Linked DNA regions of Homo sapiens: region 2 is linked to region 1. Evidence: read pairs that join two places in POLR2A ChIA-PET (ENCODE). Cell type or tissue: OCI-LY7. All regions are shown on one strand.

The links. ChIA-PET counts read pairs that join two places held together with the same protein. Peaks named below come from ENCODE experiments on the same cell type or tissue, not always from the same donor. Only the 100,000 strongest peaks of a DNase experiment are listed, where the experiment ranks them.
Region 2: POLR2A ChIA-PET joins it to region 1 with 8 read pairs; 2 of 35 experiments call an interaction of 5 or more read pairs at or near these places.

Annotation. Positions count from the first base shown.
Region 1 is chr2:4,671,752-4,676,751 of GRCh38, reverse strand. No RefSeq gene overlaps it. Among named protein-coding and RNA genes, the nearest start is that of LINC01249, 18 kb to the right of the region's middle. In OCI-LY7, no CTCF peak of the experiment used is centred here; a DNase peak (open chromatin) is centred at 2,601; H3K4me3 peaks cover 791 bases; H3K27ac peaks cover 1,467 bases.
Region 2 is chr2:4,273,907-4,278,906 of GRCh38, reverse strand. No RefSeq gene overlaps it. Among named protein-coding and RNA genes, the nearest start is that of LINC01304, 300 kb to the right of the region's middle. In OCI-LY7, no CTCF peak of the experiment used is centred here; no DNase peak of the experiment used is centred here.

The sequences.
Region 1 (5,000 bases):
AGCTAAGAGGATTGGGTAAATCTTACAGCATCTCTTATTGAACCACAGTCTCAGCATGTGCCAATTACTTACAGCTAAATCTATTTTATCTTTTTATAACTCCATAAAGTAAAATAGAAAAGACACATTATCACAAAAACTTAATAGGTGAACAAAGTAAGAAAAAAAAATTCAGTAAGTGTAAGTGAAGTTACGCAAGTTTCCATCAGCTCTGGAACTCACATTTCCCAAACTCACTGCAATGGTTTTTGTGAGAGCATCAGACTCTTACTCAATGAATGTGTACATTGAGCAGCTAATAGCAAATCATCCATCATCACGTACACACAATAGAAATTCTGCTCTATCATTTTTCTTCACAGTGACACATAAAAAGATTGTTTGGCTAACTGAAGCCCTGGTTACTGAAGGTTCCCTCCTGTGAGCAAACCTTATGAGGCTTACCCTGGAGATGACTAAGTCTGGCTCTATGATTCTACAAGACACATACTAATTTTCTTTCTTAGATTTTTATTATTTTCTCTGCACTTTTAATGGCAGGTAGAGTTTTAAGCCATCTTTTCTAATATGCATGGTTTACCTGTACTTAAAGATTTCTTCTGTAAAGAACCTTGCAGCTGGTCTGTGGTATTTTATGAAAAAAAAAAAAGAGAGAGAAATAAAACATCTCTCAAAATGCATCCTGAAAAGAAATAAGAAACACAATATTAGAATCCACAGTTAGGATCCACAGCACTACTTTCAATCAGTTACACTCTACTGGCCCCCCAGGAAGTATTAATAAAATAATCTGTTACGTATCAATTGAAAGGGACTGAAAGAAGCACAGAATTGACCTCAATGAAAGAAAGCTAAACCAAGTGAAAATTAAAAGAAGGCAACTACACAAATCTAAGTGTTTGTAGGTCAAATGCATTTCTGCAAAATTTACAAAGAGAATATTACAGACTGTTGGCTGCCATGACTTGCCTAAATGTCAGTGACCTGAGGCCAATCACCCTCAGAGTAAGGACATGGAAGTGTTACAGGATCCTTCGAGTGTCACTTCACCAGCCAGAAATCTCTGTGACCAGTGACACCTTAGCCCAAGTTTTGTTCAGGCCCACTGGGCCCACTCAGCCTGGTAGGCTGCGCTCAGCTCACACTACCAACCTGGATCTCATGCCTACCAAGGGTGAGTGGAGAGGCGAGAGTGTGTGAGCAAGCATGCTTGAAGTCTGGCCACTGTGCACAGGCAGGCACACTGGCTGTGGTGTGGTAAGCAGCTCCAAGAGCTGGCACCAGCGCCGGCTCACTGCGAGGCTGTGGCTAGACCAGGTGCACTGCAAGCAGCTTCCACGGCTGGCACTGGGGAACACGGTGGCACCCAGAAGCTTAGAGATGCCAGGAACTGCAGAAACCCAAAGAGGATTGGGGAGCTCCTAGGTCTGGGATCCCTGAGGGACCATAGCTCTTCTCTCCTTCTTGTCACCCGCAACATGGTGAGCAAAGAGGGTGTTTCAGCCTGTTTATGTTGCAGTTCTTTCAGCCTCGCCATTTGGCAGGTCCCAAGTTCTTGTCCTGCGTGTCCAGGAAGAATGGGGTATGTGGATAAGTGGAGGGACAGCAAGGTAAAGAGAAGCTTTATTGAGCAACAGAACAACTCAAAGGAGACCCTGGAGATGGTGGCTTCTCTCCATAGCCATGGCAACCCAACAGGTGCTCAGCTCTCAGCAGAGGGGAGGCCCTGGAGTTGGTAGCTCAACTCCGCAGGCAGGTCATCCCTTCCTCTTCTCAGCTCTCAGAAGAGGGGAGACCCTGCGGTGGGTGGCTCCTCTCCACAGCGGGTCATCCTGTCATCTCTCTTTTTGAGTCTGGCTTAATGGGGGTAGGGGAGGACGGGGGGCTCTTATGGGCTTCAGAGGAGAGGAAGTGTGTGCTGATTTGTCCATGGATGACCATGAGTGGGCCCAGAAAAAGCACCATAAGTTTCCACTCTGGTCCACAGGGCAGGCAGCCAAGGCCCCAGGCTTCAGGCCTTCCCTGACTTGAAGGTGGGGATTCACCAGAGACCTGCCCCTTTCCACACAAGGGCCTGTCTCCTTCCATCACTCACTGTTCACCCAGGCTGGGCATCCAGGGTGTTCCTGCACAAGGGCACCTGCAGGCCAGCATCAAGCTACACTTAGCACCCCCTCGGCCTCATTCCTGTGCTCCTTGGCACCCAAAGTCTGGAAGGGGCAGCATGGGGCTGGGGTGTCAGCACTGCTGAAAGCCTGCACACAGCTGTCTGGGTTGTGACAGTGCCTGAGCTCGACCTCAACTCCCCTCCAAGATCAGAACAGGGTCTAGGAACAGGGAGAGGCCAGGCAGCAGGAGCAGGCACTTCAGAGCCTGCGGTGATGGGGTGGCCTTCCTGGGCCCCCGAGAGTGCAGAGATGCCCAGGTCCCCAGCCAAGGCTTCTGCAGCTGTAGCTGTGCCAGAGAGCGCTTTCCTGCCTGCTCCTGGCCCCCAAGAGCACAGGGAGGTCCAGGTCCACACCTGTGGCTTGGCAGCTGCAGCTGCACCCAGGAAGCATGAGGCTCCCACGCTCACAACTCAGAAGGGGGCGGGGCTTACACCTATTTCCTGTTCCCTCCAGCTCAGTGGAGCACTCAGCCCCAGCTGTGCCTCCCCCATTGCAGCTGACATCATGGTCGCAGCAGCTCCAGGTGGGTTGCCACTGCTATCAGAAGGCTCAATCCATTTTTTTCTCACCAAGTGTGCCCTCAGTCAGAGTTCTATTATTAATAGTAGTGGCTAAGACAGCCTCAGAATCCTGGATTACTTTTAAGCAATACAATGTTTTCCATTAAAAAAAAAAAAAGCCAGTAAGGTACAGGGAACTCTACAAATAGATATTATATACAATAGTCAAAAAAGTAATTTCTGCCTTTATTCAAAATTTTTATAGTTCATTTCAGCTAAATCAAGGGCTAACGAAATTTACTGCTTTTATTTTCTTCTAGTTTGTTTCTTTCCACATTCTTAGAAAGCAAACTTAGTTCTCTAAACTCTGTATAAACGGCTTCATTGATTTCAGGTAGAAAGATAGATAATATCTTGAAATTATCTTTATTCTAAAGGCACATGTCTGTATTTAAGACATAATATGTGAATTAGTTCTGTAATTATTTTCCATAAATGTTTAAATAAAGCACTATATACAAATTGCATATGAATGCATTTCTAAATCAATGAAACTCTGCTTGCTAATAATGAGTATTCGTTGTTTTGTTATTGTTGAGTTTTAGCTGTTCTTTGCATATTCTTGAGGGACTAAATGGCTAAGTTGGCTGGACTTCCTGGGTCAATAAGGACTTCCCTAAGGGGACTTTCCCCTAAGCCAAAATGAGTCATAGCTGCAAGCTAAGGGATTGAAACTTCAACCAATCATAGGAAGTTTAAGCTCTAGCTGCAGCCTGATGTTTTCAACCAATCAGGCCCGCCAACCCACAAGTGGCTAGAAAATAAGCTAATTCTATAGGACAGAAAAAGGAAAAGGGGAGGGGTCATAAGGGGATATAAGCGTAACACACCCAAGCCAGAAACAGCAAGCCTTACGGGTCCCCTTCCACTACGTGGAAGCTTTACTTTCGCTTTCGTTTTACTTTGGCTTTCGCTTTAATAAATCTTGTCGCCGCACACTCTTTGGGTCCACACGTTTCTCTAATCAAGCTGTAACACTCGGCGCTGCGGTCCATGGCTTCATTCCTTTAAGCCCGAGAGACCACGAACCTTTCGATAGAGAAAAGAACTTCGATCCGGAGAAGACTTCTTGTCTCATTCTGCATGCACATCATTTATCCAGTGTGTGCTTTGCAAATATTTCTTCCCAGTTTTTCAAAATTCTTTTCTCATTGTTTTTCAGAGAACAAAATATTTGAATTTTGATAAAGTACAATTTTTTTATAGATTTATTTTGTTGTATTTTTTAAAAACTCTGCCAGTCCAAGTTCATACACAATTTCCCCTGTTCTCTTTTAAATGTTTTATAGTTTTACGTTTTCCACTGAGGTCTATGATCAAATTTAGTTAACTTTGTACAAGATGTGAGTTGTGGGTTAAGGTTGCTGTATTTATTTATTTGTTTGTTTGCATATAGACATCTAATTGATGTAGAACCATGTGGTGAAAAGATTACTTTGATTCCATTTTCTTTTTTCACCTTTTGCAAAACTCAGTTAATTATATTTGTATGAATCTATTTCTGGTGTGATGCCCAAGTAGAAAAAAGTAGTTTTAATTTTTCTGCTTATATCCCCTAATTGTCAACTCAATGGTCTCATATTTTCCTTTGATTCATCAAGCATATGTTCTTTGAATTTGTGAATGTATTTTCAATAGAAGTGTCTGCTAAATCCTGCTTCTGAAGACAATTATATGCAGCTTCCACTGATTTATATTTTTATTATGTCACACTTTCCCTTTTCTTTGCACGTCAGTAATTTTTCTTTGAAAACTGAACATGGAAAATAATACATTGTGTTAGGTTTAAATTCTATTGTGTTTTTCTGAGAGTTATTAGCTTTCTCTTCTAATTTTTAACTTTCCTAAACTAAAAATGTAAATTTTGTCACTCCAAAATAAGCAGCTGCTGAGACCTGGGCTTTGCTCTGGTAACTTCCCCTGTAGTGTTGCTGTAGATTGTGAGCTCTCCCTCCTGTGAAACTTCCCTGTGCCTGTGAAATTGGTTCTTCACCCAAGAATTGAAATAGAGATGAGGCTCATCCTCTTTTAGGTTCTCTTACTTCTGAAAATTTTCCCCTAATTTCCAACTTTGATCTCTGTAGTCCAACACTTCATGTTCTCTTTTACCTAAATTGTACACGGACTCTGTTAAGAAATTCATCGAATCACAGTTCTGGATCCGAGTAACTCCATCTTTCCACAGTAGATTCCTCTCTACTCTGCTTATTTGGTCCTGGACATTTCTCCGAGAACAAGCAGTTTAGCTGTCATTCAGATATTTGAAGAATTT
Region 2 (5,000 bases), 400 kb after region 1:
ATAAATCCAGAAAAAGTTACTGATAAAACATCAAATCACAACTTAAAATGAAATAACACCAAAGATCACCTACTGAATTTTTAATCTGATTTTTAGGCTTAAAAATTTAAATAGAATTACTTGGCCTTTATGCTATGAATTATTTATGGTCACTTACTCTGTCATCAGGATACAAGAGTGACCGCAAAATTGTCAGAAATTGAAAATAAGTTATCTTTGTGTGAATTCAAAAAGTCAAATAAAGCTATTTCTTTACAAAGGCCCAGTTTCTTGGAGGATAAACAGAGGCACATGTGAGGGAACATACGAGGTTGCGGTACTTGATGACGTCACTGTCAGCACTGTGCTTTCACCGTGAGTGGCCAAGGCACCACTGCCTCCTAGAACTGCTGTCCCATATGGCCAACACTAGCCACGTGGCTATTTAAATTCCTATTTTAATTACAAGGAAATAAAAATAAACATGCAGTTTCTCAGCCACATCTCAGGCGATTGGCCACATTTCAAGTGTTCTAGAGCCACACGAGGCCAGTAGCTCCTCGAACAGACAGCTCAGGTGAGAACGCTCCCCTCACCCCAGAAAGTTCTACTGGACACCACTTTCCTAGGAGTTTCCTACTTAAGATGGAAAACAAAGGTCCAAGGATAACTGAAACTGACTTGCAGGCGGCAGCAAAAAGCAAATTACCACAAAAATAGACAGTTAGTTATTGTTATTAGGAGTAGTTGAAAGTAAAGTTAATTGAATGAAAGGAGACATGTATATTTGGGAGCAGTTTGGAATCATTTATGAGAGAATGTCAAAATGTAGACAATTTAAAAAACAAGGCATTCCATCTACTTTTCTATTCAATGTTTTTTTTTATTATTATACTTTAAGTTTTAGGGTACATGTGCACAACGTGCAGGTTTGTTACATATGTATACATGTGCCATGTTTGTGTGCTGCACCCATTAACTCGTCATTTAGCATTAGGTATATCTCCCAATGCTATCCCTCCCCACTCCCCCCACCCCACAACAGTCCCCGGTGTGTGATGTTCCCCTTCCTGTGTCCATGTGTTCTCATTGTTCATGGAATACTATGTAGCCATAAAAAAGGATGAGTTCATGTCCTTTGTAGGGACATGGATGAAGCTGGAAACCATCATTCTCAGCAAACTATTCAATGTTTTTAACATTTATTACATACATGTTAAATTACATAAATGTTGAAAACATTGAACATGAAGAGAGTTTTTTAGACCATTTCAAAAAAATATTTTGTACTCAACTGCTGTACTTTAGGTTTGAGAGATAAAAGAACATTTACTATATACAATCTGGGATTCATTCAACAAACATTTATTGAGCAACTTAGTTTACACCAAGATTCCCTAGCTGTAAGATTGCAAGATGCAAGACATAGTGCTCCAAAAGAGCTGCAGGCACACTTACCTGGAAGCAGGGCAATTAGAATAGGCCATGATGGGCCTGTATAAAGTGGCATGAGCACTGACACCCATGATTGAGTAATGGAGCAACGCAGAGGGAGAGTCCACTTTAGAGGAAAAGAAAACCTAGTGGGAATAACAGCATGAAGAAGAAAGTCCAAGAGACAAAGTTCAGGTTGGAGAAGTGTGGAGAGAAAGATAAAGACAAAAAGGTTTCCTGAATTCTTAGAACTACAGAGAGACCGTGACAAGAACAAAGGTACAATGTGATGACAACATGCAGAGGGTTTGACTGATCTGAAATGAGCAGAGTCCACTCCCAGGTGTCTTTGCAATGGACACTTACAATTTTCTAACGTCATTTTAAAGAAAAACCTCACAAGCACATGTGGGAATTGGCAATTGCAGGCGGAGTCATCCATGGCCCACTTGGTGCCCTTGGGAGAGGGCCTGAGCAGGAGGAGGGAGCGGGACTTATATGACAGAGCAAGAACTCCTGGAGGGGAAAGGGCTGAGTTTGCTATTGGAGGGTTAATGTGAGCTGAGATGGGAGGGTGCATCCTGCAGACCTGCTAACGGCAGTGCATCAGCCTAGGTGATGCATCATGCCCTGTGTAGCACTGAAGCCCTGGGAACCCAGCTCTGGAAAAAAAAAAAAAAAAAAAACCCTGGTCTAGTGCCCATTGGAAAAGCTGAGGAGCCTGAACTGCTCAGATCAAGACTGGCTTCTGCAGGGGCTCCTCTTCCTCTTTGACTCCTGCCAGAGAGAAGGAGAGAAGAGGCTGGTATGTATACTCTGAGAACTAACAGGAGTAGCTAACTCTACCAGAAGGTTGGGAAGGTTTCCTAAAGAAGGGAATAAGATGAGCTGTGTTTGGGAGAATTAACAGAAAAAAAAAAAAATCCAGTAACTACAGAGGTGGAAAGCAAAGAGAGAAGGCAAACTGACTGTATACCTAGAGCTGCCCACGGACCTCACCCAATCTCATTAGGAGTTCCTTAGGACACCTGCGAGGTTGGACCATGTGGGAGGACCCAGAACTTCAGCAATAGGAGTTCATTAAAAATAACCAGCCCAGGAGAATACACTAGTGTGGAGGGGACACATAGAGTGTGACAACTCAAAGCACGACCAACCTGAGACGCTTTCAACAAAACCAAAAATGAAAATGTTGGATTTACATATTCTCAGGCTTTCAGTTGATAACTGTAAAATGTCTATCCCTAATTTCTCTTCCAAGTTAAAATCCATAATTCTAGTTGCCTTGAAGGCAGTTTCTTGGATCTCCCATAAATTCATGTCTTCTGGAGTCTCCCTAAATTGTTTAAATCATACTCACCATCCTTATTTTCCACAGATCTAGATTTTCACCTGCAATGGGGATTAAATAGACTTTATCTCAGTTAACAGTGCTGACGGCATCACCCAAGACTGAATGCATCCTCATCTCCCATGTTCTTATCCATGGCATGGAACCGAACTAGTTGGTTCTGCCTCTGAGATCTCCTTTAATCTGACAGCTCCTGGTCCTCCTCTCTGCCTCAGCCTTGGTCAGGATGTGTACTATTTATTCAGTCTTAAAGTTTGTTTCCCAGCCTCCAGGTTCTTCTTATTCCTGTCAATTTGGGGAGGTGCCAATCCCTATGACATGTCAGCACTCAGAGCTCCTCATCCCACCACTGTAGACAGTTAACTTAATTGAGAAAGAAGGTATACTGAAATGATCTTTGAGTTCAAGAAATGGACATTTTTGAATAAACATACATTAAGAATATTTTTATTTATTCATGTATAAGTTACCAAAAGGCTAGGAAGCTTATCCTAGATAGGAAGCACGGTGCTGGACAGTATGGAGTCCAAATAAATAAGATGAAGTACCTGCTTCAAGATGAACACCACCACAATCTATATGCCATGACTTTCTCACAATAAACCTGAGTCAATTGTACACAGCATGACTACTAAGGTTGTTCAATAAAGAAAACTAAACTTTGCCTTTCTTAGGATGAACTTTAAATAGTAAAACACTCTGTTTCACAACATTTTTTAAAAACTGAAACCTTATTTATGTCTTGCTGATCTTAATTAGCCAAGGAAAATCCAAAAATTTCAACTCAGATCTGAAGATCTTAAATTAGAAGGAGTTTACTTACTTAAAAAGAGGTATGAGAAACAAAGTTAAATGAAATAGCTAAAATAATTCAGGGTAAAACACAAATTTCTGATACAGGTTTAATATTTAAATTTTCAAATACTTCTAACTAATGATCAATATTTGAAAATATGTGTCAAATATCCTATAATAAGTAAAAATCAGTAACGTTTTCAGCATTTTCAGTTACAGATATGTGATAGTGACTTATTTTTTAGTTATTAAGAATATAACAAATGTCAATAGACACATACATGCACATGCATGCAGGAGAGCATATACACATGTGCATGGGATGCTGGACAGCATGAGTGAAGGCGTCTTAGGAAAGGTAGTTCACCCACACTCTGGTGCTCTGTTCCCGTGCACAGCAGAAATTACTTAGGGAACTCCATTCTGGAAGTAACCTCTCCCTTTAAATCTGCTACTTTTCTCCTTTTTAAGGTGGAGCAGCACATCACTGGTCCAATTTTCATAATGTGCAAGAAACACCACTTTACCAAATGTTTTATCTCATTCCTGTCAAATGTTTTTAGCTCCTGGACCCTATAGGGTCTCTGCTTGCCACAAAGCAAGAGAGGCCAAACCTCGGACTCTGACAAACATCCTTCCTATTCTCTCCTAGTTGAAGGAACAGCCATCAGGAGAAATCAATTCAGTCTATATTCATAACCTGGCAAGGATGGCTACAACCCACATGGGCGTGCTTCTCACATATTCCCTATCAGGTCTGATGAGAAAATACTTTTAAAACCCCAGAACCCCTACAAGTAGGTCAAGAGGTTAAAATGGTTTGCTTCTTAAAACACACGCATACACACACACACCCTCGCAACCCTTTTCCCTAATACACTTACTGTTGAGTGTACCTCCACACACACAAAAATAACTTTTAGAGGTTGAAAAGTTGATTTTACTGGAAAACGTTATATTCAAATTTTCTTGGGCATCTTGTGTGATGATAAAAGGTACAAGTACAAAAATAGCTGAACATCAGAAAGAGTAACATGTTTTTAAGAGAAATGTCACATCTCGCTTATGTCAGAAAGAGAAAAATGTAGTAACATTTTTAGTGCCTGGTAGATAACCAACAAAGCACACACACACACACATACACACACACTCACACATGCACAAACACCATTTTTAAATTTAATTCTCACTATTACCCTATGACCTGGGGGTGTCATCTAAAACAAAAATGTTCAGCTTTATTTGCTCATAAAGATAAGCATCTGTCCTGTTTGCTGTGATTAATCAACTACAATGTATGAAGAATCTGAGATTCAGAAAAAAGTATATAAAAATGAAGGTTAGCTATTTAGTAAATAGTTGAGGCAGGACTTAACCATTCATAATAATAATAGTTATGCTGTTATTGAAATGAATGCATTATTTATGTTGTACTCATATA